2 separate regions of the Homo sapiens genome follow, and region 1 is linked to region 2. Evidence: chromatin contacts called from ENCODE Hi-C data. All regions are on one chromosome and are shown on one strand. Each heading gives the region's core, a stretch centred on a gene start or an enhancer-like site at or near the end of the contact. The rest is flanking DNA. Distances are from core to core; before and after follow the strand shown.

Region 1 (2,757 bases), core at 177-2,676, 630 kb after region 2:
AATGAGATAAAACCTTCATGACTTGAGGTTTAACGAAGAGTTCTTAGGTTTGGCATCAAAAGCATAACTCATGAAAGAGAAAAATGGATAAATTGGATTTCATCAAAATAAAAAACTTTTCTCTGCAAAAGGCACTGATAAGGAAATGAAAATACATACTATACAATGGGAGAAGATATTTGCAAAAGTCACATATCCAAAAGAGAATTTGTATTTAGAATCTATAAATAACTCTCAAAGCTCAACAGTAGGAAAACAAATTATCCAATTAAAAATGGGAAAATGATTTTATCAGTTTCACTAAAGGGGATACATATGGCAAACAAGCACATCGAAAGATTTTCAACAGCATCAGCTACTGGGGAGATGCAAACTAAAACCACAGTAAGATGCCTCTATATATCTATTGGAATAGGAAAAATAAAAAATACACAATACTGAGTGTCAGCTAGGATGCTGAGTAACTGGATCTCTCATACATCAGGAACAAAAAGTTTCTTCTAAAGTTATATGCTTGCCATATAATCCAGTAAATTCATTCCTGGGTATTTAACCAAGAGCAGTGGTTCTCAGGTGTGGATGATATTTGCATTTGTCAGTGTCTGCAGACATTTTGATTGCCACAATTGGCAGAGTTCTACTGGCATCAGTAGGGGCCAGGGATAAACTAAACATTCTGCAATGCACATGGCAGTTCCCTCACAACAAAGTATCTGGCCCCAGATGTCAAGGTTGGCAGTGCCAATGTTGAGGTAAGAAACTTGGTCCTTGAGAAATGAAGATTTATGTTCACATAATAATCTGTACATGAATACTTATAGCAGCTCTACTCACAATTGTCAAAAACTGGACATAACCCAAATGTCCTTCAAAGGGTGAATGGAAAAACAAACTCTGCTAATCCACACAACGGACCAGTACTCAGCAATGAAAATGATTCACTGTTGATGAATGCAACCACTTGGCTGAATCTCAAAGACATCATGCGGAGTGAATGAAGTCCATATCAAAAGTTTACAGATTGTATGATTACATTTATATGGAATTTTGTCAAAAAGACAAAATTATAGTGATGAAGAATAATAGATCATTGGTTACCAGGGGCTGCTGGAAGAGAGAGAGAACAATTATGGAGCCATAGCATAAAGGATTATTTTAGGATGGTTAAATTATTCTGGTTACATATACATATATTTCGTGTGTCATCTTCTTATTTCTGGGCTCCCTCTTCTTTGCTATGGCAAATTCCAGGCTGAAACGGCTGCATTCTCTAAGTGTCTATGTACTGAAACCTTGTCCAAGGATCTCCCTGTTCTTTCATTGAAAGTTACTCCTTCCCTTCCTGAGTTCCCACAGCTGTTTGTTTTCCTGTCTGTTACACATTCTGCCTGTTGGTATAATTATTAGGCCATGTGACTTTCTCCCTGACCACAACACGATCACAAAGGCAGGAACTGTGGCTCATGTATCTTGGAGTTCCCCACAGGGCCTAGCCTGGCATCAGGGCTCAGTGTGCATTTGTGGAACTGAAAGCCTTGGTTCCCAGGAGCTCAAGCCCACTGGGACCAACAACAGAACGAAGGGAGTTTGCCTACAATTTATGACAAGCAGGCAGCCCATCTCCATGGCCTGAGCTGCATAATAAGCAGGAAGATGAAGCAAAAGGGTTGGCCCTCCAGTGTCAGAGAAGATGAACAAAGCTTATTAATGCATGGTAATACCAGCGTGATATCAGAACAGCTTCCCCCAGCAACAACCCAGTTCTCTCACTGTGATGAAGTGCTCTGCCTTCTGCCTCAGACTTTAGCCACTTGGGATCTGCATTATTGCCTTGTAAAATTGATGGGCAGTGGCACAATCTCCTAGTTTAAGGAATTTCTGTTAGCATTAGCAAAATGCAATGGCTTTGCAATTTCTAAGGGCATTCCTTGCAATAGGAAAGTGAATAAAAATTGGGCCAGACTGGAACAATGCCCATCTCTAATCCCTGTGGCTCCCCTGCTCAGTCTCCTCCATGTCATCAGCAGCAGGTGTGAGCTCAGGTCTCCCAAGGTGGGCAAGTCTTATTTATACTTAACCTGAATGGGGCAAGAGGGGGGATGTTCATCTTAGTGGGTCTTTTTCTTTGATCCCCTGAGGAGGTTATTCAAGATCAGAGTCTCTTTTCCTTCCAAACTGCTTGGAGATGTTTCCCAATTTTTAAAATCCAACCTGCTCAATAGTCTTGTGTCTTAAAAACTATGCTTCTTTAGAAAGGTGACAGGCAGTGGCAGCTGGATCTTTCTGGTAGCCAAGTGCTCTGGGGAGAGGAGGGTTGAGAATGAATCTGAGCTTTTCCTTCTAAGTCTTTGGATTTTGAGTAGCCCAAGATGGCTCTCTTCACCACCATGTTCTGAAGCAGGGGTGACTATTTCTCTTCCTGAGGTTGGGGAGCTGAGTATCACAGTTAGGCAACGGTGGGCCATGCGCTGGTGAAATGGATCAAACATACAGGCCACGAGGGAAAGCAGGAACAGGCCACAGACAGTCAGACCCAAGGCACATGCTATTTTCTGCCTTACTGAAAAGATGAAACATAGCTGTATCCTGGCCGCTTCAACTGGCGGGAAATGAAAAGTACAGAAAACCCATCTACAAGAAGTAAAATCAACAAGCACAAAGGGAGACAGAGGAAAGCTCTGGAGAAGGTAAGCAAAGACTTTTTTTTTTAACTTTTATTTTAGGATCGTGGGTACATGTGCAGGTTTGTAATATAGG
Region 2 (2,700 bases), core at 71-2,570:
CTGGAGTGCAGTGGCTTGATCTCTGCTCACTGCAACCTCTGCCTCCTGGGTTCACGCCATTCTTCTGCCTCCGTCTCCCAAGTAGCTGGGACTACAGGTGTCCACCACCATGGCCAGCTAACTTTTTTGTATTTTTAGTAGAGATGGGGTTTCACCATGTTGGTCAGGCTGGTCTTGAACTCTTGACCTCAGGTGATCCACCTGCCTTGGCCTCCCAAAGTGCTGGGATTACAGGCGTGAGCCACCGCGCCCGGCCTCTCTTCTTTAGTCCAGAAGATGGACTGTGTGAAGAAAGTCTCCGCCCAGCCACTGTCCTGAGGGTTTATAAAAGTCCACCTCACCCTTACCAGCTCGAGTTCCTAAAAGGTGAGGAACTTTGTGGTGATAATTTTAACATTACAGTATCTATTCAGATAGGTAGAAAACTGACTTATTCTGTTTATTTTTTTATTTATTATTATTATTATTATTATTTTGAGATGTAGTCTTGCTCTGTCACCCAGGCTGGAGTACAGTGGCGCAATCTCAGCTCACTGCAACTTCCGCCTCCCAAGTTCAAGCAATTCTCCTGCCTCAGCCTCCCAAGTAGCTGGGACTACAGGCACCATATTAGCCAGGATGGTCTTGATCTCCTGACCTTGTGATCCACCCACCTCGGACTCCCAAAGTGCTGGGATTACAGGTGTGAGCCACCTCACCTGGCCTAAACTGCCTTATTTTAAAGCCTTTAGATTGTTATGTGTTTTGGGCATGTAATGCCTATTGAATGAATCTTATGTGTGGTGAGCATAATTATTTCAAAACATCTATGATCCAATAATTCTTTAATATTATCTCCTTGAACTTGCACACTGGCTGTCTATCACTGTTCAGGTGGAAAAGAAAGTAAACTTCTTTAAACAAGTGGCTTCAGGATCACAGTAACATTTGTTTTAGGGCTGTGTGTGTGTGTGTGTGTGTGTGTGTGTGTATCATGTTTTGATACTTAGATGCTTAGACTCAGAGCAGTAGCTCTGCTGGGGACTTAGTGAGTGACGGAATACCAGCAAATGGCCACATGTGGGTGTGCGTTCTCCACGTATGGATCAGAGACCTGGAGCACATGGAGGTTCTGCCAGCTCGCACACCAGCATTCAGCAAGCAGATGGTCCTGGCAATATTTGCAGCCATTGAAAATCATGTTTTCCAAGAATATTTAATGACGGAGAGAAATATGATCTAACGTGAAGTGAATTGCATCAAGACTCTGAACTGTGTACCCAGGATGGTCTGATGAGTCAGCTATAATAACCACAGGCAGGAAGTGGAGCCAACCAAACCCTGCTGACTCATTCCCATGGACGGGGAGAAGGGGAGGAAGCTCCTATAGAAGGTGCCCAGCCCTGGGAAGGTCAGTTAACGCCTGACTGACAGGGTCAGAGGAGGAGGAGGAGCGAGCCGGGCAAGAAAGGGGGCGAGGCTGCTGGGAACAGGACAGGGCAGCACCCCTGCAAAGGTCATCATGTGGACCATTTTCCCAGGTGCCAACCCCAAACTGTCCTACCCTTTTCACTAAAGGGTGTTGGCTGCCGAGCTCTTGTTTGGTAGTTCCTTGAGTGTCCCTTAAAGTCACGTCTACATGCTTTTTAAATTTTAATTTTACAGTACTATTTGAAAGGCAACTTGAATGTGGTCTAGTCCCATAACTAGAGGGTCGGCTGAAATGAATCTATGTGGCTTCAAAAATAAATTGCAAATGTATCTTTCAGTTGTCAACCCTAATAGTTATCAATAACTTGCTTTGGGAAAGATCTTTCATCTCTATGTATTTACTATGATTAGACTCCATTAATACTATTAATATTAATAATAATATTAATCTCTGTGGCCTTTGCAAACAGTGGTGTTTATTTATTTGTAGCTGTTGGTTCAGATAGAACTGAAAAGGAGGGAAAGTGGTTTGTCTTAAGAAGGTGATGAGATGGAAAAGAACACCTTCTGGTTCTGAAGTGACCGCTTTCCACGTGCCATTTTCCCGGCCCTGCTGCCCTGTGACCTCTCCCAGGATCACTTAAGGAAAGAAAGAGGAGCTCAGACTTCCCTTCAGGGGTCTGACACCCTGGGGGCTTGGCTGCCACAGGAGTTTCTTGGCATTCAGGCTGGGGACATCCTAATTCTTGCACCTGAGAGGCCCTGTCTCTCTTCCTCCAACATTACTGACAGGCATCACGGGGTTAATTGGTGTGTGTCTAAGTTCCTTCCAAGGGAAAAGTTGTGCACATCCTTGTTAAGAGGAAAAGGAAAAAAAAAAGCTTGTTTTTTTCAGGAGGTCTACATGTTTATTGTTGAAAATGTGTATATTGACTCTCTGCTATGTATCTTCTTGTTTTTTTAAATTTTTACTTTGAAATAATTATAGACTCATATGAAGTTGTAAACATAGTACAGAGAGGTCCTGGGTACCCTCCACCCAGGTTCCCCCATTGGTTATATCTTATATAATTATAGTACAGTACCCAAACCAGGAACCTGGCATTGGTATATTGTGTGTGTATAGTTTTATGACATTTTATTACATGTGGAGAGCACTGAAACCACTACCACAATCAGGACACAGAACTGATTCGTCGCCACAAAGGGACACTGCGCTTCCCCTCCGCAGTCACACCCCCTCCGCCCCCATCGTCCCCAACCCCCGTAACCACTAATCTGTTCTCCGTG

What was found. Hi-C counts contacts between places; a loop is a spot of excess contacts on that map. Pooled maps may share reads with other maps.
Region 1: a map of endothelial cell of umbilical vein shows a loop between it and region 2 (4-fold over the local background). The contact joins two enhancer-like sites. A Hi-C loop is called at or near these places in 1 of 168 maps with a recorded cell type or tissue (endothelial cell of umbilical vein), 2 of 37 single-sample maps with no recorded cell type and 1 of 50 pooled maps.

Annotation. Positions count from the first base shown.
Region 1 is chr2:111,070,605-111,073,361 of GRCh38, reverse strand. The region is part of intron 16 of ACOXL (acyl-CoA oxidase like); the gene reads right to left. Among named protein-coding and RNA genes, the nearest start is that of ACOXL-AS1, 44 kb to the left of the region's middle. Within about 2 kb of position 1,426, at least 9 of the 41 ENCODE cell types and tissues checked have a DNase peak (open chromatin) inside an H3K27ac peak, as active enhancers do; they include endothelial cell of umbilical vein, where a contact is called at or near this core.
Region 2 is chr2:111,697,656-111,700,355 of GRCh38, reverse strand. No RefSeq gene overlaps it. Among named protein-coding and RNA genes, the nearest start is that of MIR4771-2, 72 kb to the left of the region's middle. Within about 2 kb of position 1,320, at least 20 of the 41 ENCODE cell types and tissues checked have a DNase peak (open chromatin) inside an H3K27ac peak, as active enhancers do; they include endothelial cell of umbilical vein, where a contact is called at or near this core.